7 separate regions of the Mus musculus genome follow, and regions 1, 2, 3, 4, 6 and 7 are each linked to region 5. Evidence: chromatin loops called from intact Hi-C (ENCODE). Cell type or tissue: left cerebral cortex. All regions are shown on one strand. Region 1 has its middle 37 kb from the start of Gm39264. Region 2 has its middle 20 kb from the start of Gm39264. Region 3 has its middle 38 kb from the start of Gm32968. Region 4 has its middle 53 kb from the start of Gm51556. Region 5 holds the start of Gm51556 (a long non-coding RNA gene). Region 6 has its middle 72 kb from the start of Gm39264. Region 7 has its middle 26 kb from the start of Gm32968.

Region 1 (4,000 bases), 110 kb before region 5:
CCAGTGACCCAGATCCCACCCCCACCCCCGTAACGCATGTCAAGAGCTGGACCTGCTGACCCTCCTACAATCCCTTCGTTTCTACACCAAGATGGGCAGAGACAGAATCACTCAGAAGCTGGCTAGCCCCGAGAACACTGCACAGGGCCAGAAATGAGAGATCTGCTTTAACAAGGCAGAAGGCAAGAACTGACTCCCCAAAATTGTTCGCTGATCTCTGTATGTATACTATGGCATGTGTATGCGTGTGTGCACATACACACACACACACACACTTCTAATATTGAAGTGTTGTTGTCTGATGTCATTTATTTGATGACTTGAAACAGGGTCCCACGTAGCCCAGGCTAACTTCATACTCACGACAAAGCTGTGCATGGCAGTGAGCTGCAGATCCTCCTGCCTCCGCCCCGAGTGCTAGCATCACAGGTGTGCACTGCCACACTGGCTTATGTGGTGCTAAGTTATCTGAGATTTTAGGGGTTCACAGGGTGTCCTGTGTTTTAGCAGCAGTCCTATGCAGTACCTTACCTGCCGTGGTAGAAATGGGAAAGTGGAGGCTCTGGGTCGATACCTCAGCCAGGGTATTGTGGAAGCAACTGGAACCAGGTGGGCAGCTTGAGTGGTTCCTAGGGACTGTGGCAACTCTACAAGCTGGCGTCTGAGCTACACGGCCAGGGCTCCCTCAGCTCGCCCCACTTGGAGCAGAGTGACGTCTCTGTCTCCATCGCTGCTGTCTGGAGTTCAGAGAATAGTGGCTGCTACAGCCTGTGCCCCGTGTCTTACATTCTAACTGGGAGGAACAGAGGAGAGGTTGGGGACCTGTCTGTGAGATAGGTTGCCTGCCCCCTTGGAACCCTGCTTACAGTTACATCTGATGGCATTGCAGCTCCATCTATACAGCACCTTAGCACACAGTAAGCACTGTTCAAATGCCCCTCCCTTATATATCCCCATCTACAAGTGCCCCAGGGGCACCTGAAGGGCTTGCCTGTTGCCCTCATTTTCACAAAGAGCCATCTCTTCCTGACTGATGAAAATCTAGAACCTTCTGGAACATTTCACGGTTCTGTGTGATTGCTCACAGACGGAAGGAGTCCGTATCTACAAGGCAGTGGCCAGCTCTGGAGCAGTGAACAAGTCCAGCATCCTTGTCTCTTCCCTCTGCTTCCAATCTGAGGGCCCAGTCTGGGACCCTGGCACTGTGCTTAGCTCTGACTTCAAGCACACAGCCCCTCTGACTGCCGGAGGGCAGCAGGGGCTTGGATGGTATTTGGTGGCTTCTGGATGGATGAGGGTTATGTCTGCATACAGCAGAGCGCGCCCCTCTGGGAACCGCCTGTCATGTCTGGTCAACCTGAGAGCCCGGGGTGGCTCTGGACAACAACGGATGGGAGCAGGGTGGTTTCTGCTGGACTGCGAACGGGCCGGGCAGCTTGCAGACACACCTTCAAGGGCAGGCCCAGCTGTGGGCTGAGGGGGGAAGGGGTAGGATCCATGGGGGGGGGGGGCAGCACAGCAGGAGAGGAGGGAGCACAGGGGCCTGAGGAGTTAAATGTTAGTAAGTAGCCCTGTGCTGGTGAAGTAGGCCAAGGCCATTAGTGTTCATTAAAGTTTAATACCTGTCGGGGCTGCCTAGCCGGGTGGCCACTGCTCTAATTTGATGGGTGTAGAGGGAGAATTCACGAATAATCTCGGAGGCTGGGGGATGGCTGCTACTGTGCGAACAGAAAAAGGACCAGAGGAGCAATACTTCAAAGCCAGTGCTTTGCTGCTCAGTCCCTGGGGGACAGAGGTGCGGTGGCTGCCCTCCAGACTCTCCCTTTGTCCTTAAAGTTCTAGGCCCTGCTAGAGAAAAAAACAAACCAAAAAAAAAAAAAAAAAAAAACCAAAAAAACCAAAAAAACCAACTTACAGATATTTTATTGATACATGAGTGTTTTGCTTGAATGTTTATACGTGTATCACATCGTGACCGATCCCCAGGCACAGATGGTTGTGAGACACCGTGTAGATGCTGAGAACTAAGCTTGGTTTGACTCTCTGAAAAGCATCCAGTCCTCTTAATGGCTGAGCCCTCTCTCCAGCCCCTCCATCTTGTTCTTTGTAAGCCACAGTGACCTGGAAGGAATTCACCAGCCCTGATTGGATGTTCACTGTCCCCCAGAGCACGTCCTGCAGCAGGACATGCCTATCTCATGGCCACTGCTTTGAAAAAGCCAGCCTCGGGCACTAAGCACACATCTGTGACAGCCAGGCTGGCCCTGAAGGAGGTGGCTTCAGCAGGGAATTAAGCCAGCAGGGGGGACGTTCCTGATATTGTCCATAGACAGAGCTGGGCACCTGGGTCACAAGCAGGAGAGAGCAGAGCAGGCAGGCTTAGGATGTAGGCTTAGCTATAAACCTCTGAGAGAGATGGAAGTGGACAGTTAGGACTCGTTCATGCCCACAGAATCTAGGCTGCAGAGCTGTAGGGCATCAGTTACAATAGGGAGTGCCACAGGGGAGAGTCAAGGCAAGCTGGGGTCTCCGCCCCACTCCCACCCCATGACTGGTCTGCAGTCTGGGCTCACTCACAGAGAAAGATCCTCCTATTGCACAGGTGGGCAGACTGAGGGGGCTCTAAGGGTGAAGCAGCAATGAAAAGGGGCCTTAGAGTCTAGAGGCCTAGCCAGGATGGCCCCGGGCTGGCATGTGTCCTGGCTGGAGACACTGCCCCATGGCCAGTGCCCAGCTCCCCCCCCCCTTGGCTCGGCGGCTGGGCACGATGCCCAGCCTTGCGGCAGGACTCCGGGGCTCCCTTCTCGCCAGGGCTCCTGAGAAAATCCTTCTGGTCTTTGACTCATTCTTAATAAAGGTTCTTCCATCTGCCAGCTCTGTCCTCCCCTGCCCACGCTCTCCAGGGGCCTGCCCAGAACAGCTCCTGTCACCACCACCCCCTGCCACCTCCTCCCCAGCCTCGGCCCCTTTCCCAGCCTGGCCTGGAGCAGAGCCCAGAGCCCGCCCAGAATAGATCAGCCGTTGGAGAAAGAAGTGATGTCTTGGGAAGGCCTGGCCAGCTAAGTCCCCCCAACCCGATCTGAAGACTTGGCGGCCCTGTCCCCTGGCTATATGCCTGCGGTTTCAAAATGCCCCCTCCCCACCCCAGCTTCCCAGTTCTAGCATGTTCCAGTCAGATACAAATAGAGCTTTGCTGAGTCTCAAGTCAGGCTGCCCGCTCCTGGCCTCAGCCTGTCCTCACTCCCAGCTTGCGGTCCATCTGTGTTGGGAACCCACTGTGCCCTGTGAGGAGGAGGTGAGAAGCAGACTCAGAGCCTCCTCTAAGCAGCTCCACAGGGAATGGGGAGCCAGCCAGTGAGCGGGGAGCCTCATTTTAAGAGCTGAGTGCAAGCCCGAGTGAACCAACACCCGGCTGGGTCTCTAGACCCCCTCTCTCCCTGCCACTGTGGTGCCAACACTCTCTGGTCTAGATAAACACCTAACCCTCTCCGTCAGCGACTGGTGTCTTCCAGAGCCCTTTGCAGCTGCTGGGACCATGGGGACGGTCCAGGCCCATAGGCTTCCTCATCCCTGGAGCCTGAATGTGATATGCTGGATTCAGGACACCGAGGTCACTGCCAGCTCCACAGTCAAGCTGGGCATCCAGGCACTGCTCAGACAGAGTGCTGCTTCTGGGGACTTGAGTCTACCATGGGCAAGGGTGGAATCAGGAGAGCCTCACCTGGGCGCTATAACTTCCGGCTGCCAAGATCTCAGCTCCTTCTGTACATGAGCCAGGGTGCCCTCCCCACAGAGCTCGCAAGGTCAGAGGCTGAGAAGGAGCAGAGACAGAGACAGAGGCACACAAAGATGCAGAGGTGGTTGCGGAGAGAGGAAAGGGCAGAGGGCCTTTGAGTTCCTGGGGCGGGGCAGGGTCTGAAGCAGCTGGGCTTGCTCTCAACGGGTGGGAGGAAAAGGGCAAAGAGGCTCAAGGAGGGGAGAGGTAGGTCAGGCGACCTGT
Region 2 (4,000 bases), 120 kb before region 5:
GCTTGCGGGCCACCCAGCCTAGCTCAGTGAGTGAGTCCCTGTCTTCAAAAACAGGATAACGACTGAAGACATCTGACATCAGAGTCTGACCTACACAGACGTGTGTACCTGCCCCTCCCTGAGTCTCCACACAAGCACGTAAACACACACAAAGACTATGCTCGGAGCCACTGAAGTGACTTTTGTGGGCCCTGTGGGTGAAGAGTCATGGGGCCCTAGGGAGACAATGTTATAACTAGCCTGGCCCACCCTCCTGAAGGCCACATATGTGTGACACTTTCCCTGTGTCCTCGGGGGCTTATTCCGTTCAGCTTTTAGTAGTTGCTCACGGGGTTGTAGCCTCTCTCTTCAGCTTCATTCCCATCTGGAAATGTTGTTCCTTCCAATTTGTGGGTCTCTTACCTCCGTGTGTGTGTGTGTGTGTGTGTGTGTGTGTGTGTCTGTGTGTGTCTGTGTGATGCTGGCTGGCCTAGGCGGGCGGGGTGGGGTGTGGGGGACTCGCAAGCTTTCACTGGGTGAATGGGAGCTGGGGTCTGTGCGGCAGTGGATGGAGGAAATTAGAGCCCAGGTATGTGCATCCAAGTGGCTTCTTATCCAACTCTAGAGCCTTCCTTCTCTCCTCAGGGCATGGTCCAGTCAGCACATGTTTTGTACAGGAGCTCTGAGGGTTGAGTGAATTTATTTCAAACACCTGGTGAGGGAGCTATAAGAAGAGCTGCAGAGATGGCCAAGTGTTGAAGGGCACTGGCTGCTCTTCTTGCAAAGGGCCAGGGTTCAAATCCCAGCACCCACATTTAGATAGTGTCCAGCCTCAAGTCACTCCAGCCCAGGGAACCTGGCGCCCTCTCCTGGCTTTCAGAGGGACTGCACAAAGGTGGTGCACTTCCACACAGGCAAAACACTCTCGCCTAAGAAATAAAAACAAACAAATCTTACAAGCAAAACAAAACCAGAAGAAGCAATGCCTTTAGGAAACAGAGGACCCAGCCTTGGTCATGGCTCGGCCAAGGGCACTCAAGGTCACAGCTGAGCTTGTGCCCTGGAGGATGTTCCTGGGAGCAAACACTTGTGTGAGTCTGGGAACGGCCTTCTTCCCGTCACACCGGTTTCCTGTGGTTGCTGTCACATGTCACCTGGAACTTAGTGGCTCCAAACGTGCCTCTTCCTTTTAGGTTAGAGGTCAGAGCTCTCGGCTGGGTTCCAGGCTAAGGCCTCACAGGCTGCTTCCTCCTTAGTGTGTAAGATCTGCCTCGCGCTTGCCCCAGCTTCTGAAAGCCTCAGCTGTCCTTGGCCTGTGGCCCCTTCCTCGTGTTTCTCCTTTCTCTCCCATTGTACCCCTCCCCAGCTGGAATAACCCTGAGACCCCAACACACCCAACTGGCTTATCTAACCTCTCCTTCTGCCTAGGGTTTAATGTCCCAGCTACAGCCACAAGAGGTCCACTTTGCCCTGTGAGGTGGCTCTTTGTTCACAGCTGCAGGAGGAGGTGGTGTCTCATAGAGCCTGCTGGTTGGCGGTCCGTTCCAGTCAGCCTGACTGGGCTGACTATGTCTTTGGTACGGGGTCCCTAGTGTCAGTGAAAGGGGCGGAGTGGACAGGAAGTGTGTCTCTATTCAGGCAGTTGCAGGACAGTGGGGTCACTCCAGAACTCAGGGGTGTGGTGGGCCAGCCTTGTAAGCTGCTGAGTAAGGACAGCCTGCATTTGGACCCCCAAATTCCCCTCTCTTTGCTGAGCAGGTCAGGGGTCAGGATGGTTTCCTGCCCCTCCCGGACAGAAGCTGTGGATGTAGTTTGTCACTGGCCCAGAAGGGGGCGCAACCCAGCAGAGCCAGAAACAGAAGCCTGGAGTGGGTGGGGTTAGCCCCAGGAACCAGGTTCTGCCCCTTCCCCTCCCCTGGGTACCTTGGAGACAGCAGGCAGATCACCCTGGTCCCCACCTCCAAATGCATCCAGAACATAGATCTGCCTAGAACTTTCCCCTGGAACCCCCAAACACTGCCAAAGCTGAGGGCACCTGGAGTGCTCTCTTTCCCCCAAATGCATCAAGATGGACACCAAGAAGAGCAAGCCACAGGGGAAGCACCATGTGACTGGGGACTTTAGAGAGAAGGGAATTCAGAATGGAGACCCTACCAGCTGAATAGGGCAGAGAAGAAGTTCTCTGGGGAGAGACCCGAGACCCTTGACTCAGAAATGCTGGAGCCTCCTGTCCCTCCTCCCTCCCAGTGGCCTGTGTCCCTTGCATCTACAACCCCCACCCCCAAGCAAAGAGCACTGACTAGGCTCTGAAACCCACAGCCCACCTCAGCCTCTGAGAGCCCACCACTTGCCTGGCCTTCTGTGCCGTGGAGCCTCCTCTTGTGGAGCCTCTTCTCCTTTCTCGTCTGAGCCTCCTCCTCCTCCTCCCTGTGTCCCACGCATACGCACATCCTTTCCCAGCACCCCAGCCTTGACTGTGTCTCTTTGACCTTTGACCTTTGTGTTGACCCCCCTTGTGGTGCCAAATTCCTACAGGAATGAGGGCTGTCAGGGTGACCCCTCTGTGTCTTAGGGCATAGCCTTCCTCCTCTGTGCACAAAATGTCTTGGTCAGCTGAGCCTGCCAGGAGAACACGAGGCAGAGAAATCAGGACTATAGGGAAATAGCTGTCACCTCCGAGGGCCTGGTCCCCACAGAAGCCATAGTGGCAGTGCCAGGCAGGACGCTGGGGAGCAGGAGGAAGCCTGCCTTGCCTTGCTGGGCTGAAGCTTGTACGCAGCTCCGAGTGTGGACCTAGCTCATAAAGGAGCTTAGTAGGGTTGAGAGAGGTGGATGGAGAGGCAGAGAGAAGGGAGCCTCTCACCGGTGGGTCCTTCCGCCCCTCCCATAAGTGAGTCCACTATTGTCCCCACAGGCAGCCAGACCAGGCTGGGCCAGTCACTTCTCATTGACCAGAGGAGCCCACGAGTGAGTGGGCCCAGAGTGAGCCCCAGGGAAAGCCTGCACCAGCTTAGAGGAAGGAGTGTGGGTCTTGGGACTGGTGCCCAGACATCAAGGCTTGTAGACGGATGTGGGGGTGACAGAGGGCTGAGCCCTGACTCAGGGTGGCAGTGTCTTAGCTCAAGGACACTGAGATGCATTTGGGGTATAAGTGTTGGCCCAAGAGGCAGTACTTTGGGGTCCCAGATCCAGCCTAGCTGACTGAACGGTGTGGTGGGATATTGAGCCAACCCCTCCTACAGCTTGTCCCAAGGCACGAGCCTCCACACCCTGTGCACTGTGGAACAGAGGCTGACCCGGAGCTGACCCCGGCACCAAGCCTGCCCTCGGGCTCATCTGTGTGCTCCCAGCTCTGAGGCCACTGAGTCCTACATTCCCAGAGCATACCTAGCCTGGGACAGCCTAGGTGAAGAGCCAGTGCTGACCCATTTCCAGGCCACCCTCTGGTCAGGAAGCAAGAAGTAAAAGGCAGGGATGGGAGCGGCGGTCAAGAGTGGAGCCGTGTGGGCCTGGGCTACAGAGCCCCCAGAGGGTCAGAGGCATGCTCAGGGCCCAGGTGTCCCATGCAGGTGACTCTGAGGTTCTAGTCCTCCCAGTCCCATGTCAGATACAAGTGACATCTGACATTTCCTTTAGCACAGGCAGCATCATCAGTGAAGGCTGCATGGAACCCAGGCTAGGGGCCAGTCCTAGGTGTGACCTTCTTTTCCCTGGTAAGACGTACAGTTTACAGATAATGAAGGGGACACACGATGTCTTACAGGGCTGTCTGAGGTAGTAAGGGACTAGTCCCTGAGAGTAGTCAGGAGGATTGGGTCTCACTGGGGCGGGGTGGCAGCAATGGCAGAGACACCAGTAGCAATGTTTGGGGACTCCAGGGGAAAGTTCTATGTTCTTATAGGACATACATGTGGGCACTGGAACCTGGGCAAAGCTTGTGATACTGGCTGTTCCTTTGTGCAACTGCCCTCTGCCTGCTTTGTCCTTTGCCCTGGCCTCCTGCCTGGGCTAACCTGGTCTC
Region 3 (4,000 bases), 200 kb before region 5:
GTGGCCATGGGGGTCATTCTGCAGAGCTGTGTCCCAGCCACAGCCCTCCTCTTCCCAAGTGACAGACATAACAGGAGCAGTGGAAGCCATGAGGCCCAGAGTCCCTGCACGCTGTGCACCTCTAACTCTGTGCTGAGCCTCTCTGAGCCTCAGTCGATGTCGCCTATGACTATGACGTGGGCTCCCAGGCCACTTCCTTTGCAGGGCCTTGGTAGAGCAGATGCTGCACAGAGTAGGGATAGGTGACACCCCAGCCTCGGTCCCCAGATGCTCCTTGCTAAGGTGAGGAGGCTCCAGGCAGAGGCCTGCTTCCGCCAGCAGGCTGTACTAAGCACCGGGGATGCCGTGGCGGTCGAGCGTATGGTGAGCATATGCTTCAGGAACATGCTGCCCGCGGAGGCACACGCCCGCCCACCATAGAGCGGAGCGGGCCCGTGGAGCCTGCCTGATCTGTATGCTCCTCTGTTCTTCCTAGAGTCACTCTATCCCCATTTGGGAACTACTGGGGCCTCAGGGTGACAGGATATGCCCAGCTGCCCACTAGATGGCTCTGTCCCCTGGGGGCCTGGCAGAATTTCAGCACTCAGTGGATTCTGGGACTTGGGATGGAGTCTTGGGGGTCGGGGGTCAGGGCTGCCGCCGCCTCTGCTGTCTGCAGTACCTACTGTGTGCTTCATTTCATGCAGTGGGGACAACAGAGGCTGGGAGCTTAAGTCAAGAATGGCCTGGTGTGCATTTGCCACCAGAGGGCGTCCAGGCTGTGAGAACCCTGCAAGGGTTCCTGCTGATAACAGAGCTCCAGAGCCCTGAGGGGGAAGGAGCAGGCAGGGAGGGTGCTCCTTGCTGAAGGCTCTGCTGAGCACAGGCCTAAAGTGAGCGGAGGCCAGCTGGCCCCGGCTCTGTCAATCAAGGAGGATGTAGGCAGCCAGAGTGCAGGATAAGGTTGCAGTGAAGGCTAGATCCAGGGTAAGCACGGGCCAGTTTTCCATGGTGGGTGGGGCATGGAGGATGAGGAGACGGAGGTGGCTTGTGGGTGCTTCTGTACCATCACCCTTACACTACCTACAACAAGCCAGGCCTTAGCTCACCCGCTAACCACCCCGCTACAGGCTACATCTTCCATGGGGTTCAAGAAGTCATGTTAATTGGCTTGGGTCGCAGGGAGCAAGATGGGTGCCCATTGAGGCTCTCCCCTCCTACCTCTGAGGACTCACCTTTCTCTTCTCGGAAGTTTGTCTGGGCTGCCTGCCCCAACACCACTGTAGGCCGGGATCCCTGAAGATGTGGCTCTTTTAGCTGCTCAGGCTTGGCCCTTCACATACATAGTGGGTCCTTAGTGTATTCTGTGTCCTCAGAATGGCGGCCACGTAGGAAACGAGAACCCAGGCCCTCAGAGTTGGAGTTGTGAATCGTGTGTTTCAAGGTCACAGTTCTGAATTGTCACCAGCCAGGGAAGCCGTGCCTTGAGATCACCTCGTTCTTGCATCATCCCCAGCCTGTTTGTTCTGGTTCTAAGTCAGCCATAGAACAGATGACAGGAGAAATTGCTACTCAGGCAGCAGGGCAGGTGGGTGGGTCAGATGCTGTGTGGTCAGAGAATCTGGGGGTGAGAGCCTGGTTGGGGACCATTGGTCTAGCCAGGGGGACGGCCTGATGGGTGGTTCTGGTGGTGGGACAGGCTGAACGGGGGAACTGGCCTGGAGGGGGTGGGAGATGAGCCTGGCTGGGCCCTGGGCCTGGCCCTAGAGCCAGTTACATTCAGGGCACACACTGTGACCTTGTCACACATAATGGCTGCCAAGACCAAGGGAAGGGACCATCCAGTCACAGCTGGAGGTAGCGGGGCATCTGGCTTGCTCTGCTCATCAGACTGTTTGCCATGAGCTGAGTCCCGTGTCCCCTGTTAACCCCAGGCTGAGTGAAGGGAGGGTAGGAGCAGCAGCCCCTGCAGCAGCTCTCCAGGGCCCCGCTGCCTTAGATCCAACACCGAGCAGATGGGCAGGGAGAGCGGGAGAGGCTGCAACAGTTGGTGGCTGCCAGCTCCCAGCGCAGCGGGAGTGAGAAGCCAGCCGGGATGGAGGGAGTGGCAGAAGCCCAGGCTCCTGTCAGCACCTCCCAAGGGCCTCTCAGCCCTTCCAGAGACCTGAGAGCCAAAGGCCTGAAGGTCTAGCACAGTGTACACTGGTGGGCGGAGCCCCACTGACCCGAGGACAATCCTCCTAGCCTTGGTCTCCTCTGGGGCTGGCATGATACCAACATTGCTTTTCCATCTTGTGTGACCTCAGGCTAGTCTCTGAGCTTATCTGTTCCCCTCCCCCCACCCAAAAGTTAGAAAGAAAAAAAAAAAGGCACCACCACCCTCCTTGCAAACACTCTGGGACTGCAGGGGCTTATCCTGGTGAAAGCTCTCAAAGGTAGAGGGTGTCACAGGTAAAAAATGATGTAGGCTCCTCCTGGAAGGGAGATCTGTCACCTCTAGGGGACTAGAACAACTGGCTTCAAGGAGAGAAACAGCCCACAGCTGGTTCCACCTCTGCATAGCCTAAGGCTCTGCATCTTCCATAGTGCCTACAAGCAGCCTGGAACCTGCAGGGATGCTGTGCACCTGGAGGAGCTCGCCAGCCCAACCGCACCTCTGTGTGCTCACCTGTGTGCTCAGCCCCGGCCTCTGTCCACCACTCACCCTCCTCTGGCCTCAGGGCAGGCTCACACCAGTCGATAAAGGTTTTCTTTTCAAGAGATTCCGGTCAGCAGAGGCCTCCAGCCACTGTGTGGCCGTGAGGGTTTATTTAAAATCTTTAGGAGTATTTGCAGTGCTAGGAGCAGAAGCCAAGGTGTCGCCCGCTGTGCTAGGCAAGCATCGCTCTGCTTAAATGACACGCGATGGCAAACCTCAGCTCTGAGTTGTACCGCTGAGTTTCAAGTGCCCCTTTATCCACGGGTGGCTGGCAGTGGTGGTGGCAACGGCTGCTGCCTTGGATAGTGCTGATCTAGAACAGTCTGCTGTTAACGGGCGTACTACTAGCTGGCTCCGCTCTTGGGCATGTAGGTCTTTGGTCTGGTGTGGGCAGGACAGGGGGAAGTCAGCGATGCAAGGCAGGTAGTTTCTATGTTAGTTTTAGAGTTTGAAAAGAGTGTTCTGGAACAGTCAGTGTTGGGAGCTTATTTGTGTTTTTTGTTTTTTGTTTGTTGTTTTGGTTTTTTTGTTTTTGTTTTTAAATCCAGGTCTCAGACACAGCACATGATGTGACTGGTTTTGTATGCATTTATAAGTTGGTTAGTATACTGACTGCTTTTGTGTGTCAACTTGACACAAGCTGGGTTATCACAGAGAAAGGAGCCTCCCTTGAGGAAATGCCTCCATTAGATCCAGCTGTAAGGCATTTTCTCAATTAGTGATCAAGGGGGGAGAGCCCCTTGTGGGTGGTACCATCCCTGGCCTGGTGGTCCTGGGTTCTATAAGAGAGCAAGGTGAGCAAGCCAGGAGAAGCAAGCCAGTAAAGAACATCCCTCCATGGCCTCTGCATCAGCTCCTGCTTCCTGACCTGCTTGAGTTCCAGTCCTGACTTTATTTGGTGATAAACAGCAGTGTGGAAAGTGTAAGCTGAATAAACCCTTTCCTCTCCAACTTGCTTCTTGGTCATGATGCAGGAATTGAAACCCTGACCAAGACAGTTAGTAAGCCTTAAAAGATGAACAAAATGGCGTCCCGGGCAAGCATCTTGTAGACTGTCTTCATCAATACAGAAGAAGAGACTGGAGTCAGGTCCTGTCCCTAAAGCGTCAGGAGCTGTCCTCTCCAGCCCCAGCTGGGCAGGGTAGCCATGGGTGCCCGGGGAACCGTGGGCCCTCCTCTCCTCCTGCGCCTCCTTTGCTTGGTTACAGAACAGATGGAGTGAGGGCCTTGGCTGAGGAGCTGGGCGCAATGTACATGGCGCAGCAGGGAGGCCTGGCCAGGAGCGAGGACTGCCTCAGCCACTTTAGGGAAGGGCAGAGAGAC
Region 4 (4,000 bases), 51 kb before region 5:
GATGGGCAGCCTTGGTCTCTGGCTGGGCACGAGGCAGGGGTTAGGGGTTAGGGTTTTTTTTGGTTTTGTTTTGTTTTGTTTTTTCAGTTTTACTGAGATCTAGTTCATATACTGTGAAGTCTCTCCTCCATTCCTTGGCAACAGGGCTGTAGCTCAGGCTGGCCTGGACCTGCCAATCCCCCTGCCTTGATCTCAGCCATGCTTGCATTGCTGATAGCGTCGTCACACCCAGCCTTCAGCATCGTGTTTGCCGGTCTCACCACGGCAGCATGTCTAACAGCTTTGTCCCTGTTTATGGCTCAGTAATACTCCACTGCGTGTAGCAGCACGCTTGTCTCTAGTTCTCAATCACTGTCTCTGGGGCGTAGGGTGGACACAGGTTTTCAGTTCTCTAAGCACTGAGGTTTTTAACTTGCTCACTTCCTGATAGAAGAGTTCCTGCTGACCCCGGGGAACACCGAGTATAGCGACAAGCTGGCTGCAGAAGTCCCATCGACACCACACACTGGACATTACCCAAGTCATACCCAAGTCATCACAAGGGCCATCCGCCTGCGTCTTTTAAAAACCCTGAGTTCCCACATCCCACCCAGGCACGCAGGCTCATGTAGCCCAGGCTGGCCCTGGGCTCGCTATGGTTGCTGAGGTGATCTTGATTTCCCAATCCTCCTGCCTCCACCTCATGATTGCTGGACTTACAGGATTATGCCCCCACGCTCATTCTGTGTGGTGAAGGGGAGTGAAGCCAGAGCTTCATGTAAACGTGGGTCAGTCAGGCAACCACTACAAAACTCCATTGTCTCTGACCTGCTCCACGGCTACTGCCCCTCCCTAAAGAGGAACATTCTCCTCTCCGTCCTGGAGACCCAGTAGGACCCGCCACCGCTGCCGCCTCCCTGGCTACCCACAGTAGATGACACAGCACAGTAGCAGTCCTCTGCTCTGTGTCCAATTACTCTCCCTGGGGACCTGAGGACCAATCTGCTGAGGTGACACTCCCACAGCAGGTGCAGTGGGGGAGGGGGGCGCCAAGGCCCCAAGGGAGAGCGGGACTGGGTGGGATGGGTGAGTCTGCCAGGCAGCTGGAGAGTCCCCCAGTCGGATTTTTCTGCTAGACACCCATTGGGAACGCCCCTCTTCCACCACCATTTTCAGCTTAAAGCCAAGAGCTCTCTCCACCTGCCCCTATAGTCCTGAAATAACCATCAGGTCAGCAGCTGGACTCCATGCTGAGCCAGCACTTGAGGGTGGGGGTGGGGGTGTGTGCAGGCAGAAACCACAGCCCAAGGTCCCCTCCCTGGATGACACTGCCAGAGTCCCTGCTCAGGTTTCAGTTTTAGTTTGTAACCTTCCCTGTTTCCCCGCTAAGCTGACTGCCTCAGATCTCAGCATCTGATTCATCTCTCAGGTCTGCTGGGTCCAGCTGCTCCTGACATTGGCTCTTCTTGAAACAGCCAGACCTCTCTCCTTTTTCCCATGGTTCCATTCAGAGGCAGCTGAAGAGAGCCAGACTTCCCAGGTCCAAATTCAGGCTCTGCACGGGCTCAGCCAGTGTGGCAGGTTTTCTTAGTCTGTAATATGCAGGCCAGAGTGCCCCCCTTCTTTTTGGATCTTTCACCAAGGATAAACCATGTATGAGCTACAGTTGGCTGCAGTGGAAAGAGGGAGTCTTGTGTCTCACAGAGAGGAAGAGGCAGAGGGGTAGGATGTGCCAGGAGGGTTTTGAGGGGTGTGTGGGAGTTTCTTGGATGCAGGCAGAAGAAAGTCAATCCGGTTCAAAGGGACCTTGTCAAGAACTGAAGTCAGTGGATTCTCCCCTGTGCTGAGGGACCATAGATGTTGCAAGAATCACAGAAAAGGCACAACAGGACACACCCACACACCCACTGGGTGCATGATTTGTGGCAGACTGAGACTGTGTTGTCCCCAAGGCAACACAGCTGGAAATAACACAGTTGGGATATGCTGTGGCCCTCTTCCCCTATGTCCCCATCCTTAGCTCTCTGTAGAGCATATCTGTGGGCCACTCTGGTCCTTGTCCCTACTTGGACTGGCGTCTCAAAACCCGGCCCTGGTGGGGCCATAACTGTCCAGCCTTGAGGTCCTAGGCAGGAAGGCTGTGGCTGCTCAGCCCGCCTCTCCGTTCCCAGCACAGATGGTTACGAAAGGCCTTTGTAAATGTTTCATGTTGGCTGCTGCTCCTACCCTGCTAGAGGATTGCCAGAACCTGCTAGAACCTGCCAGAGCACAGTGTCTGTGCCTGTGCCCAGCTCTGTCAGGTGAGAGAGAATATACGCACGACACGGTCTCTGCTCAGCCCCCGCTAGGATCCAGGATCAGCCCCATGCGGCTCCTGTGGCCTGGCACACTCCCCCTGCCTCCGCCCTGGGGCACACAGGCCACTGTCCCTACCTAGGAGCCTGGCACGGCTCCAGCTCCAGTTCCCTCCCACCTGGCAGGTCTTGGGGGATCCAGTGTCTCCGAGGCAGTGGGATGAGACCTGGGGCTGCCTGACTGCACACCTGAGAAGTCACTGGCAAAAGTGTCCCCTTAATTAACCGAGAGAGCAGCCAGTCCCCGAGTAATCTACCAGCAGGAGTCGGTGGCGGCTGCACTGTAAGTAAGGGTGCTATTGTGTGTGAATAATTCAGACCTCAGGGACGGGCCTCTGCTCCTGCCCTCCTGCCCGCAGCCTGCAGTTGCCTGGTGCCTCCCACGGCGCTCCGTAGCCTGTGCACCCAGGCGGCATGTGGGAGGGATACTGGACCCTAGCTATACCAACTTTCAAATGGGCAAACAGTCCTTAGAGAGATAGGACCTCCCTGGGGCTGCAGGGGACCCTTGGGCTCTTCTTCTGCATTGGGTGAAGCAGATCTGGATCCTGTGGGAGGAAGAGTGGCCACGAGCTGCGTAAGAAAGGCCGCTGGTGATGACCCGCTCAGCCAACTTATGGGTCATCACCGAGTGTCACCTGCCACAGTCCCCCGGCCTCAGACCTTGCTGAACCCAAAGTTCCTGTTTCTGCTTCTAATCTAGATATGAGTTAGCAGAGAGTTGAGGCAGGAGGATGGCTGGCCATACGTTTCAGGGCAGTCTGGGTTGATTATAGAGTGAATGGGAGGCCAACATGTCTGCACACCTGTCACTCACAGACAGAACCTGGCACCCTGGTAACAGAGACCACCGCTGTCTGTGTGCCACAACTGTTAAATATGACTGCTCACTTGGCACATGTTCATTTCCACGGATGGGGAAACAGAGGCACGAGCGGCTGAATAACCATGCTGAGCCACACAACTGAGTCAGGCCGGGAAGTTGGCTTCTCTGGCTCAGGGCCTCATGGCCCTACCCTGCTGCCCGGGTGGCCCTTTCCTGATTTCTTCTTCATCCCACAGAAGAGTTATGAGTGTGGGAACATGTGTGTATTTTAAGTATGTGTGTGTATGTGTGGGTGTGAGAGAGACAGAGAATTGTAGGGGGGGCATGAGAGGTGTGTGTGTGTGTGTGTGTGTGTGTGTGTGTGTGTGTGCATACAATAGACCAGAGGCCGTGATTTGGAGAGCGGGTGCACCCGGCCCCTTCCTTTCTTCACAATCCTGGGGATGGGGTATCTGCTGGCCCAAGCAGACCTTCAGGGAAGGGGCTCAAACTCCAGGGAAAACCGCCTTGGGGGAGGGGGACTAGTGCAGAGATGGAAAAGGCAGTCTCACCAGTCCGCCATCCCTTGAGGGTGGCATCAGGGTTCCCAGGAGCGAGGCGACCCAATTACAAGAGCAATTAAGGGTACGCTGACGCACAGCCAGCAGCCGCGGTGCCCACCTCGAGAGTGACAAGCCAGCCCGGCGGGCTGTGCGCGTTTTAATCCAGGGAAGGCTCCAGTGTTAATGGTGCGAGCAGGGCTCATTAGCTGTAATCCATCTGTCCTTAATGCGGTGGTGCAGGCACAGCCTGCGGGAGGCAGGCAGCCCTTGCAGGAGCTGCTGGCTGCAGGCAGGCAGGG
Region 5 (4,000 bases):
GCCAGGGCAGCAACCCTAGCCAGGCGCGACAATGGCTCCTACTGTGCGTACCTGCGGACTAGGACCTGAGGATCTGGGGTCAAAAGGTGACCATTAGTGTCACAGAGTCACACAACCCCAGGTAGTCGCGCCACGGCGGTAGGGAGAGCTTCCATAAAAGGCCTTGAAAAACAAATGGTCGCATCTTGATACTTGCTTTGCCGCGTGCGTTTAGTAGTAGGGGCTGGTGTGTGGGTAAATGGACGCTGTCTCTTTAAAATCGCTGGGCTGGACAATGAGCGCACAGGATGTGGTTTGGCGGCAGGGTTTTTTCCCCTTCGATTTGGGGAATTATCACTTGGGGCCTTCTTGAGCTGGTGTGAACGCGCGGCGGCTGGGGAGGGGAGATACAGGCGCCACACTAACGCTCAGTGCAGTCGGTCGTTTGCTTAAACCAAATTAGCCGGGCTCTCGTTACTATGGTGCAGCCGGGGCTTGCAGAGTCCCAGTAATAGCATTTATTAGGTCTGTTTGCCTGGAAGCATGCCTTCCCGGATCTGATAATGCCCGGGTGCAGGAGAGTGTGGGAGATGGTATCAAGCATTTGATTACACTTGCAACAGGGATTTTTTAAGGGGTAGGGCGTGGGGGGAGGAAAGGAAAGAGAGAGGCCAACCGCCGGCCTTAGCTCTCCCGGGCGCGGTCTCCGCAGCCCGCTGCGGGCTGCACAAAGGGCGGCCCCGGCCTCCCCGGGGCACGGTCGCGGGGGGGAGGTCGTGCTCCGGGCTCCCGCAGCTGTCAGACGTGGGTGGGGAGGAGCGAGGGCGGGCCGACGGCCAGAGCGCGGAGTTGGGCAGCCAGAGGGGGCCCCGGCGGCGCCCGCAGTCGCCCACTGTTTGCAAACGGCCGGCTCCCGGGCCGAGGGGAGCACCCTGCAGTCGGAAGTGGGAGCATCCGCCTGGAGCCCTGGGCAGCGGGTCTGATCCGTAAGGCTCTGAGGCCGCGCACGGGCAGGTCGCAAGTGGAACTCTCGTCACCGCGGCGCGCAGCCGGGAGCTCCAGGAGGACGCGGCGCAGACGGAAGGAGCCGCCCGCCGCTGCGCCCCTTCCCTTTCGCTTTCATTAGGGGAGACAAATCTGCTGTCAGGCAGCCAGCTTTCCAATTTACCGATAATGATTCTTGCATGAAAATTGATCGAGGGGCTCTCCACCGCCGCGCGCTCTCGCCTCCCGCTCTCCTGCTCCTGCCGGCTGCGCCCCCGCGAGTTCCTCCTCCTCCTCCTCTCCCTCCTCCCCACCCCCTCCGTCTGAGTCAGTGGTGGGACGCCGGGCGGGGAGATAACCAAAAAGGGGGGGGTGCTGGTGGTGAGGGGGGGAGGGGAGCCTGCCCTCACCAGCGTCCCTAGCCCAAGACTTGTTTGTCGCCGCTGCCTCTCCCATTGACGAGGCGAAATCTGCCCCCTCGGTACTTCTTGGCTGTTTGGGTATTAATTTTCTCCACCCCCCAGCACCCCTGCCGAGCGCCCCCCTCCTCCTCTCCGCACCCCGCCCCTCCTCACCCAGTAGCTAAGGGGAAACGAAAACAAAGCCGATTTCTCCTTGGCAACCAGATGCCCCCTCCCGCCGCCCCCCTTCCTTTTCCCTTCTGGTTCTGAACGTGAAACCCTGTTGGAAACAGGTCTCTTGACCCTCGCCCTTGACATTCAAATGGCTGAATGGAGGCGAGATTGCTGTTCGCACGTCTTAGGGGGTGCTTTTTTTTCTCTCCCTTTTCCTCTCTCTCTCCTGTCTCTTTTTCTTTCCAATGAGTAATCCCTAAAGACCTTAACCCCCCAATTTCATCACCCTCACCGCCCCCCTTTATTTTTCTCTCTCCTCTTCTGCTCTCCCGCCCTCTTCCCTCCGCCAGCTCCCCCTCCTTTTTTTTTTTTTTTTTTTAATTTGCATCTCAAGTCCAAAAGGCAGAAAATACACACGCGGCGAAGACGCCGGGCCGCCGTGGAGGCTCCAGCCCTTCCTTGGTCAATTACCTCACTGTGGATCTGCTCCGGCCGAGGTGGCCGAACCTGCCCGGGCGCTGGACGGAAAGGCAGCCTTTGATCATCTCGGAGAAGGAAAAGGAAAAAACACAAACTGGTTTCTACCCACGGTGCTCCGGGGATCGCTCTTCTGCTTTTATTTTATTGTTTTGGACATTTTTGAGCGCCGTGGCTTGGACGCTGGTTTTGTTTCATTGCTGGGCTTGATTTTTTTTTTTTTTTCCCCTCATTTCCTTCTTCGTCCCTCTCTGGCCACTATGGAATTCTAACCTGAGCCATGTTCGGACTGAAGCCGCCTCTCTATTACTTACCAGGTAAGCGAGTCGTGCGCCAGGTCCTCGGGTCCCAAGACCAGGGCGCGTAGGGGCGCACAGGGGCGCGCTGCTCGGCTGCCCGCTCAGTGCGCGCTGCCGCGTGGGGCGCCCGGCCCGGTGCGCGTCTCGCTCCTTTTGTCTGCGCGGAGCCGGCGGCGCTGCGCCCCGGGCGGGATCGCGCGGGTGTGAAGTTACTTTCCCGCGGGCGGCGACCTGGGGGCCCCGGCCCCGCCGCCCCCTCCCGATTCCCTGGAAGGTTTTGTTGTGCGAGGCCGGGAGGGGCCGTGGCCGCAGTGCGCGCGGCTTCCTGTTTCCTGCGCCTCGGTGCGCGCTGACAGCCGCTGCCATGCAACTTTCAGTTTCGGGGGCCACCGCGGGAGAGATGGGGAGCCCCGCCACCCTTAAGATGCTTGCGCGCGGGCGCGAGGGAAGCTAGAGAGCCCGGAGCGAGCAGGCAGGCGTGGGAACCCGGCCCTCCTGGTGGCTTCCCCCTCGGGTACCCCCTCGGGTCCGACTGCACGTGACCGCAGGTCGAGAGGGCTGAGCTGCGTGTGGCCGCTTCTTCTAAGAATGCTGGGTTTTTTTAATCTTCTTTTTTTTTTCTCTAAGCCCTGGCACACAGTTTCTATTGAAGTTGAGGCGTCTGTGGGGTGCAGAAATGTTGGGGTGCTGAAGGAGCAGAGGGGCGGCCTTCGTGCATGACATGGTCTGCTCTTTTCTGCAGATGATTTGGGAATAGTTTTGCTAGGAAACGTAGGAAACGTGCACGTGGCTGGGTGTTGGGTTAACATTGCCTCCCCCCGTCCCCACTTGTGTGTTGTGTGGATCCTGTGGCTCTTGCCAGATCTCCACCAACCTGGAGTCCAGAGAAGGAGATGTGGGCCAAGAACCTGCCTGGGCAGGACTCAGCTACAGGGAGCTGGCCCTAGTCGTCCTGACCTAGGGCACACGTTGTAACTGAGTTAATGTAGCAGAGATGAAAGGTCGCAAGGAAAAGCGGGTGGAGGAGGCAGTTCCGACTGCAGGACGGCTGTAGGTGGCTCTGGGCGTTCCTTTGCGGATGCTTCTATGTCCAGCCCTACCTGGTGGCAAGCCTGTTCTGTTCCTGGGGTGTCCAGTCCTTGCTGTTGTTTATATTGAGACAGGGTCTCACGATTTAGCTCTGGCTGGCCTGGAACACGTAGATTCCCCTGCCTCAGCCTCACCTCCACCAAAGTGCCGGATGAAAGGTGTGTGTGCCACAGGGTCTGGCCCCAGGCTGTTTTTATTGGAAGATTTTCTCCACGCACCTCCCTCTCTTCCAGGGCCTGAAATAGCAATTGTCAAACCTCTAGCTGGGCTCTCCCCTTCCTCCGTGTTCAGTTCATTTCGGTACTTCCTTCCATTTGGTCTAGCTAAAATTAGAGCCCGGAATCCCCAGCTTCCAGCAGGGTTATCTCTGCAGGAGGGCAGGTGCCCTCTGCAGCTCTGCCGGCTCCCCATGGGAAGGTGTGTGTGGTAGCCTCTTCACAGAAGTGTGCAGACTGATTCTGCCAGTGCTTCCTGTTAGCCTTGACAAGGAGAGCAAAGATAGGTACTTTCTTTTTGTATTCCCAAGCGCCTCTCTGGGGCCTTGGAGCTAGCTGGTGGTATGAGAGGAACCTCTGTAGTTAAGTACTGGGCGGCTCA
Region 6 (4,000 bases), 72 kb before region 5:
AGGGTTCAAATCTCAGCTCCGTTTATTTGACCTTGACCCAGGTCTCCTCAGACTTCAGTTTTCCCACCTGGAAAGGGCAGCTGTAAGGACATCTTGAGAGGACAAGAACTAGGGATGAGGTGGGGGGGGGGGGTCCTTAGTACCTGAGTCCCTGTCACCTGTCACCACATCAGCCCTGAGCATGGTGCATCTTACCCGGAGCTAGAAAGGTGACCCAGACTTGGGGAGCTACACCCGGGATTGCACAGGGTTCTGAGCTGGGACTGAATTAAAATCTTGTTGTCCCCGTCCCGGTCTGTCAGTCTGTCATCGTCCCACCATGTTCCTCTCCCCCCCCCCCCCCCGCCCCCCGCCCTCCAGTGTCTGAAGCACATGGAGGGACAGAGAAGAAAACTAAACTGGGATTCAGGCTCCCACACGCCTCCATAGGCACAGCCTTCAAGCCATATGGTTCATGCTCAGTGACGGACGACCCAGAGAGCTCAAGGGATCTGTTCAGGTTGCATAGCTTCTCTCTGCCAGCCACCATGCTCCTGTGGTGGGTCAGAGTCACAGCATGGACACCTTGGAGCCTGCTGAGGCATGACTAACAGACGTCATGGCCGAGAGCAAAGATGCGGTGAACAACAGTGAGCAGAGTCAGGCAGCCTAGTGGCTGCCCAGAGATGGCCCCTAGACTGGAGTGTCTGACTTTGCTGCCTGCGGGATCCCCTTAACTTCCAGCTCCACTGCTTTTTTGGGGAAGCCCTTAATCCTGGTTGAGTATCTCTGCTCCTCCTGTGAGATGAAGACGTGGGCTGCCCCTCTTGTGGGACTCAACTGGCCTTCTGGATCTTTGTAGACTAGGTGCTTTCAAGGTGACGTTAAAGTAACTCTCAGTTATGCGGTGTGAGCATTCCAAAGGCAGCTACAGCTGCAAAGGGGACGGGAAGGGGCGTTTATTGAGCATCTACTGTGTACCCAGACACACTACAGCACCATATAGGGAACATGTCACCCAGAGAGACAAAGCGAGGAGTCCAGGAGGGTGATACCCACTAGCATCAACTTCTAGTACTTTCTAGGAGATTCGGACCCAGGTCTATGGTCATTTCCTCTCCCTCCTGGCAGGGCTGTGGAGGGACTTCCGGGTAGTGCTGGCGACCAGCCTGGGCAGTCCACCCCATGCCCTGAAGCCTGGGCAGGAGCCCAGGGCGCCTCGAGGGAGGGAGGCAGGCAGGCAGCAGCTGCTGCCCGCAGGTGAGCCCTGGCCTCTCCCTGGGCCTCCTGGAAGAGCCTAATGAAGTGCAGCTGTGAACTCCGGTTTTGGGTCAGGAAGGTAATATCTCATCTCTCCACACAGCAATCGAGTGGAGATCCGGAGCCTTCTGCCTCCCCGTCCCCAACCCTTGGCAAGCCGGAGAGCTGCTCAGGGGCTGTCAATATTGACTCTGCGGAAGGCAGGTGGCGGGGCGTGCGCGCTAGCCAGGCAAGAATCAGAGCCCGAGCTACCCCCAGGGGCCCAAGAGGTGGGAGCAGGGAGCAGCTGGTCGGGTGCCTCTGGAGGACCCTGGCTGTTTTTCCTCTCGTTTTAATTGCTCTTGGTGACTCTAACGGCAGCCGATTTCACCTAGCGGCAGCATACTGGCTCTGGCCCCCGCCGCGCACCACATCTGAGCCATTCAGAGGCGCCAGGCAGCTGTTCCCGGCCTAACCGCCTTTTCCGGATGGTTCCTGGCCTGGAAGGGCCCGGGTAAACAAAGCCAGGGGCGGCTGGGAAACTAAGGGCCTCCCTGGGACCGTGGCCAGCTGCTGCCCAGGCCCAGGAGGCGTGAGGGCTGAGCAGAGCCCTGGCTTCTACAGTAGGCAGTGGTCACCACCCTGCCACACCAAGCCAGTTTTCCTACAGCCCACAGGCAGGCGGTGAGCGCTTGCCAAGTAGGATAGATTGGATTTGAGCACGCAGCGGCAAGCCCCGCCCCCTCTTGTGTGATCAAGGCGCAGGAGCCTGTTAGGCCTGTATTCTGCTCAGTTGAGATGTATTTAATGAATATCCATGGGCTTTGAGGAAGTGGCCAGGGCTGGCAATGCTCTAGGGGGCAGCATGCCTAGCTGTCAGAATAGCTGCTGTGTGATCTTGGAGGGCTAGCTTGCCACTTCTGAGCCTGGTGGCCTCTAGGAAATGTGAGAGGTGGCTTTTAAGAGCCGCCCTGATACTTTGTTATTGTTAGGGAAGGCAACTACGTTTCCCCCACGGGGAATGAGACACAAATAATGATGAGGCCTCCAGCCCTGCTGATGCGGCTCACCAGGGCTCCCAGGGTGGCCCCGGGGAGGCAGAGCTCAGCCTCAGCCCCAAGACCTTCCCTTCCAGCACAGTGAGGCCCTTGTTTATTTCATGATCCGCTCTCATGTAGATGTCTTACCGTGTTTTTAAAAGCCAGGTGTGGTGACACACACCTGTAATCCTGGTACTCAGGAGGTGGAGGCGAGGGGATCAGAGGTCAGGGGTCACTCTCGGTAACAGCAAGAATTACATAGAATTAAATAGAGCCTGGGCTCCTGAGGTTTCAAACAAAACAAAACAAAACAAAACAAAACAAAACTAGGTTTATTGGGAGCTAAGGGTGCAGGCTCAGGGATTGAGCCTCTGCCAGAGATGAGACTCTGAGTCCATTGTCCTCATGGAAAAAGACAGCACGATTATCAAGGTCTAACCTGCAGGCAAGGGCACGTGAGTACTATTGAAGCCACATTGGGGAAAAAGATCCCCACCACAGTCACAATGCACATCTGCCCGCCCGGAGCATCTTGTTCTGTCCCTTTGGGACCCCAGGTCTGCTGTGGTCCCTGGGGTGTGTCTGGATGGGAGCATAAAGTGTGAAACCCTGCAGCCCTGTCTCTCCCTCTTTGAGGACTCGTGTCGCGTTGGTTCCGAGGCTAGGCTGCTCTTGGTGGCTGCCCAAGCTTCCTCCTGCTCCCTCTGTGTCCCTACCTGACTCCCGAATCTGTGTCAGGTCCCACCATGGCCAAAGAGATGTCTTTGTCCCAGTCAGCCAATGGTGGCCAGCAGAGATAATCAAAAGGATGGGTGTGTGGAAATAGTGTGCCACTCTGGCCTGGCAAAGCCCTGCAGTGATAGGCAGTGTGTGAGAGTTGAGCGTTCCTCCCTCCCCGACATGCCTGTTCCATGGCCCTGCCAATCTCTGTTACTTGTTTACTCGGCTCAAGCCTTGGTATGCAGGCAGTTGGCTCTGATCCAGTCTGTGGCCCCTGACCCCCCACCCCCATCCCTCAACCCCGCTCCCCACCCCCACTCACCATGCTTACCTTCTGGCCTGGAGCCCCCGTGTTTGACAGTTCAGAAATCACCTGGGAACAGACTAAAACCTGCTGGTGCCCAGGCCACATCCAGGAACACTGGCTGGATCTGGTACCGTGACCAAGCCACTGGAGCTTCTCAGGCCCCCGCTGGAACTCTTAGCTTGAGGAGCCCCAGGTTTTTCTGGAAGCTCGGATGGGTCTTTGTGTTCTGTTGTAGGAAGCCTCTTGCCATGGCTTCCACAGCTCAAGGTGAAGATGTTCCCGGTTGAAAGCCTTTGGCTGTCCCTTCCTGTAGGCCCTGAACACCCTGAGCTGGGGCTCTGGTTCGGACATCACCCGAGGTGTCCGTCCATGCCCGCAGCACTGTGGTGGTTTTAGTCTGTTTGTTTTGTGAGCAAGTATTTGTCAAGTGAGTCTGTCTCTTCTGCGTAGATTGCTCGGAGTGAGTTTGGTGCTGGGTGAGTGGAGACCCCTGTAGAGGGGCTGAGGTGCTCTTGTAGGAACTTCCTGCCCTTGGGGTTAATAGTCACTCCCAGCAGATCCATGCTCAGCCAATCAGCTGATACACCTAACGCAGGACAGGAAAGGGACCCAATGGGACCCATGCGGATGAGACAGGCTTTCTTGGCCTAAGACTCCACATGGAAGGGGGCTGCCAGCCATAAAGCCATCCTTTCTTGTCCCCCTATGGGAAGAA
Region 7 (4,000 bases), 190 kb before region 5:
GGTCTTGTAATGGCTTGTTCCAGTCAGGAGGAGTCACCAGGAATCACTCACTGAAGGCCAGGGGGAGGCATCTCTAGAACCCAGTGTCCCTGCCCCTTAGTGAGAGAACAGACATGGGAAGAGGGAGCACCAGATGGAGCACCAGGCCATTGGATGTTAGCCTGGACCTCGGCCCACGATGCCAGTCTGCTGAGTGGTCTGCGCTGGCAGATTCGGACTCTGGGAACGGGAGGGTCACAGCCCTTTCCGAGACAGTGGGAGGGGATGCCAGTGTCCATTCACAGAGGGTGCATAAGAAGGTGTCTATGCACTCACTGGGTGCTCACCTGGCTATGAGGAGACTTGTGTGGGTGCACCCCAAAGCATGATGGGAGAGATTGAAGCTTGATACACCCACAAGCCATAGGATGACCATGGGCATGAAGTGCAGCTGAGCAGGAGCAGGGGAAACTAAGAGGTGCAGAGTTTCTTCCTAGGGCTGTGAGAACGTTCTAGAATAGACAGAGGTAGTGGTTATGGGACTGACCGTGTACTCTGTATCTCTAGACTGACCAGCATGACCCGGGGTGTGTTTCACCACACCATGGAAAGAGTTGACGATGGGCGGGGCTGGGGAATGGGTCAGTTAGGAAAGTGCTCCCTTAAATATGAGAACCAGAGTTGGATTCCCAGCACCCACGTGGTGACTCACAACAGTCTCTTAACAGGTCCAGGGGATCTGTCACCCTCTTCTGGCCTCTGTGGGCCCTGTACACACATGGTTCACAGACATACATGCAGGCAAACCATACACATAAGTTAATAAACCAAGTTAATATATACCTGTATATATAATATATTATATATGTATATAATATATGATATACATGTATAATTCATAATATACTTTATATTATATAATATATATTTTATATATCATGTTATATATAACATATAGTATATATCATATATCATATATTATATATATGTACAGTAGTAGCATGCATCTAACTTTGGGGGTGTGGAGGCAGGAGCCTGGTGCTCACTGGCAAGCTAGCTTAGCTGTATCAGTGAACCTCTGGGTCAGTGAGAGACCCTGTCTCAAAACGCCAGATGGCAAAGTGATTGAGGAGGACACCTGACAATGACTCCTGGCTTCTCCATGCATGTGTACCTGTGTCTTACATCAGCGTGAACATGAACAGAGACAGGAGAGGAGGGAAGCATGCTGGCTTGCTCAGTGTGCTCCAGTAGAGGTTGCTGCAAGTCCTCCCTCTAAGATCTGGTGCAGCTTGCTCTGCAACTCAGGGCTCTAATAGCCACACTTGGCTCCGTAGGAGGGACCCTCTCAGTAGCGTGATGCGTGCCAGGTGTGTCATCCCTGATGTCTAGCATCCCTCACGGACGAGCCTCAGTCATGCTAACAGGTGCCTGCTGTCCTCTCACAGAGAATGGGGCTGATTCAAGGAGACCGCTGTTGTAATCTTCCCAGCTCCGGCTCCTCCTCTGCTCTGTGGGTGGTGGAAGGACTCTGTGGCCTCCCGCCAGCAGCCTTCAGGCACACAGCGTCCTACCATAGCTTCCTGCAGCCTGTGCCCCTGCAGGGCAGCTGTCGACTGGAGCAGTCACAGCTCTACTGTTGGCAGCCGAGTATGCTGTAGGAGACCGAAGGCAGTAGCAGGAGCTGAGGCTCCGTGCAAAGGAGGGTTCAGGTCTCACCGCCAGGGTGCTCAGTGGAGGCCTAAGGTCAAATCCCAGAAGTCTGTCATTGGTGTTGGACGCCTGGGGGGGCTGAACAGCAGTTCTTAAAGATCCAGCCTCAAGCCCAAAGCCCTGACCCAGGTACAAGCTGGGCAAGGTTGAAACAGGTGCCACGCCCCATGCTTCCAGCAGATGGCGCTCTCACCCTGGGAAGGGCGCTTGCCTGGGGAGGTCAGGGTGGAGAGAGCTGCTGGTTGTGCCCCCTTTATTCTTTCATGGCAGGTTTGGTGACTTGTGGCAGAGCCTGAGAGTGTTGTTCTTATGTACTTGGGCCTTGGGATTCCATCCTACCCATGACATCCTTGGGTGCCAATCATGTTAACACAGTGGGTTCTGGGTGTACAGCCAAGCCATGGAGAAAGGGGGGGGGGGGTTCCTAGTGGGTTCCTTGGTGAGCTTGCCATTTCTAAGTTGTAGATGGGTAAACCAGAGAGGTACATTCACTTGCCTGAGGCTACACAGCTGAGATTACAACCCTAGCTTGCTGGGCAACTGGAGGACCTTGCAACTCCTGGGTTTTGCTGGGAGCTGGCTCTATGCTGTTTGAACACTCTGAGGAGAGTTCCATGTCTAATCTCCAGGGCTGGCACCACTGAAGTGGGGGAAATGGAGACACAGGGACTTTGGTATTGTGCCCTGGGATTGTCAATGATACTATACAGTAGACAGGAAACTAGGCTCAAACCAGGCCAGGTCAAAGTCATGATCCCATTTTATACATGTGACTTAGGTAATTTGTGCCCTTGGCCTGGCTGAAGTGTGGTATTTGAAGCCCTGTCACCAAGTGTTTGTTTTTTGTTTGTGGGTTTGGTTTTGGTTTGAGACAGGGTTTCTCTGTAGCCCTGGCTATCCTGGAACTCTAGACCAGGCTGGTCTTGAACTCAGAGATCTACCTGCCTCTTCCTCCCAAGTGCTGGGATTAAAGGTGTGAGCCACCATTGCCCAGCTTCTTTGTGGGTTTCTGTACTTACTTTGATTAGTGTTGAGGAAAAAAACATTGGATTTAATACTGCAGGGTTTTGTTTTGTTTTGTTTTGTTTTTTTAAAGCCATTTGAGCTGGATGTAGAGCTGGACGAGGCAGAAGCAGGTGGGTCTCTGGTTATATAACAAGTCACAGGACAGTCAGAACTACATGGAGAATTTACTTATCTCAAAATAAAAGAAAATATAAGTAAAATAAAATTACCTGTGACTAGAGTGAGCCCCCTGTAAGCAGGAATTCAAAGCAGCTTAGTATTTTTGAACCCAAATTTTCGGGAGTATTTTTAAAATATACTTAATTGTTTGTATGCCTGTGCGTCTCAAGGTGTTCATGTGGGGGTGGTCAAAGGTCATCGTGGGGGCTGGTTCTCTCCCACCATGTGGCCCTGGAGGATTAAACTCAGGTTTTCAGGCTTGGCAGGAACTACCTTTATTTACTGACCCATCTAGTTGGCTCTGGTATGGCTCTGTGTGTGTGTGTGTGTGTGTGTGTGTGTGTGTGTTTGTGTGTGTTTAATGCAAGCATGGGTTGGAGGGATGGCTCAATGGTTAAGATCACTTGTTGCTCTTGCAGAGGACCTGAGTTCGATTCCCAGGTGGCTCACAAACCACCTATAACTCCCGTTCCAGGGGGATCTGCTGGCTTCTGCTGACCTCCTTGGGTACCAGGCACACACGCAGTGCACAGACATACACTCAGGCAGAACATCCCTACGCAGAAAATTGATTAAGTCTAAAAGTAACTAAGTCAGGTACAAACTCAGCTTCCAGGTAGCCAGTGGGGCTGCTGCGACCCCAGCTCGGCTGTACCCTGAGGTGATGACTTGGGGAAGGTGGGAATCAAGGCCACGGGAGAGCCTGCAGCTCACCTGAAGCAGACCTGTGGCCCCACACCTCAGTTTCCTCTTGACCTTGGGTTGTATGTCCCTTGTCTATGCCACCGGGCTATGCTCATCAGATCAGAAACACACAGGCAGTGTGCTGATTGGTGAGGCGGGGGTGGGGGTGGGTGGGGGTGGGGACATGACCTTTGTGGATTTGTTTGCTTGCTTGCTTTTGTTTTTGTTTTGTTTTTCTTTGTCTATATTATGTGTGCATCTGTGTGAATGTATGCCACATATATACAGGAACTGCAAAGGCCAGAAGAGTGTCAGGTCCCCTGGAAATGGAGTTACAGGCAGCTGGGATCCACCCAGTGTGGGTTCTGCGACAAAACGTGGGCCCTCTGGAAAAGCAGCCAGCACTTGTAACCACACAGCCCACAGCCGTCTTCTCCAG

What was found. Hi-C counts contacts between places; a loop is a spot of excess contacts. Peaks named below come from ENCODE experiments on the same cell type or tissue, not always from the same donor. Only the 100,000 strongest peaks of a DNase experiment are listed, where the experiment ranks them.
Region 1: it touches region 5 in a loop (7-fold over the local background); 3 of 42 quality-filtered maps call a loop at or near these places.
Region 2: a loop joins it to region 5, with 2.0 times the contacts of the local background. A loop is called at or near these places in 3 of 42 quality-filtered maps.
Region 3: it touches region 5 in a loop (2.0-fold over the local background); 2 of 42 quality-filtered maps call a loop at or near these places.
Region 4: it touches region 5 in a loop (7-fold over the local background); 6 of 42 quality-filtered maps call a loop at or near these places.
Region 6: it touches region 5 in a loop (2.4-fold over the local background); 13 of 42 quality-filtered maps call a loop at or near these places.
Region 7: it touches region 5 in a loop (2.0-fold over the local background); 2 of 42 quality-filtered maps call a loop at or near these places.

Annotation. Positions count from the first base shown.
Region 1 is chr8:120,379,790-120,383,789 of GRCm38, forward strand. It overlaps a transcript of Gse1 not described here. Among named protein-coding and RNA genes, the nearest start is that of Gm39264, 37 kb to the left of the region's middle. In left cerebral cortex, no CTCF peak of the experiment used is centred here; DNase peaks (open chromatin) are centred at 2,038, 2,944 and 3,248; H3K27ac peaks cover 2,090 bases.
Region 2 is chr8:120,362,801-120,366,800 of GRCm38, forward strand. It overlaps a transcript of Gse1 not described here. Among named protein-coding and RNA genes, the nearest start is that of Gm39264, 20 kb to the left of the region's middle. In left cerebral cortex, CTCF peaks have their summits at 859 (motif pointing left) and 1,790 (motif pointing right); a DNase peak (open chromatin) is centred at 1,817; H3K27ac peaks cover 660 bases.
Region 3 is chr8:120,287,908-120,291,907 of GRCm38, forward strand. It overlaps a transcript of Gse1 not described here. Among named protein-coding and RNA genes, the nearest start is that of Gm32968, 38 kb to the right of the region's middle. In left cerebral cortex, a CTCF peak has its summit at 726 (motif pointing right); DNase peaks (open chromatin) are centred at 399, 747, 2,013, 2,951 and 1 more place; H3K27ac peaks cover 2,330 bases.
Region 4 is chr8:120,435,583-120,439,582 of GRCm38, forward strand. It overlaps a transcript of Gse1 not described here. Among named protein-coding and RNA genes, the nearest start is that of Gm51556, 53 kb to the right of the region's middle. In left cerebral cortex, no CTCF peak of the experiment used is centred here; DNase peaks (open chromatin) are centred at 1,766, 2,182, 2,582, 3,464 and 1 more place; H3K27ac peaks cover 2,481 bases.
Region 5 is chr8:120,486,820-120,490,819 of GRCm38, forward strand. Gm51556 (a long non-coding RNA gene) reads right to left here and starts at 3,634. Exons shown (of 2, transcript XR_003947480.1): 1 at 2,330-3,634; 2 at 458-2,083. It also overlaps a transcript of Gse1 not described here. In left cerebral cortex, a CTCF peak has its summit at 2,442; DNase peaks (open chromatin) are centred at 352, 1,087, 1,943, 2,606 and 2 more places; H3K4me3 peaks cover 4,000 bases; H3K27ac peaks cover 3,687 bases.
Region 6 is chr8:120,415,188-120,419,187 of GRCm38, forward strand. It overlaps a transcript of Gse1 not described here. Among named protein-coding and RNA genes, the nearest start is that of Gm39264, 72 kb to the left of the region's middle. In left cerebral cortex, CTCF peaks have their summits at 651, 1,560 and 2,072 (motif pointing right); DNase peaks (open chromatin) are centred at 438, 1,816 and 1,873; H3K27ac peaks cover 1,847 bases.
Region 7 is chr8:120,299,182-120,303,181 of GRCm38, forward strand. It overlaps a transcript of Gse1 not described here. Among named protein-coding and RNA genes, the nearest start is that of Gm32968, 26 kb to the right of the region's middle. In left cerebral cortex, a CTCF peak has its summit at 1,853 (motif pointing right); DNase peaks (open chromatin) are centred at 1,511, 1,848 and 3,949; H3K27ac peaks cover 1,194 bases.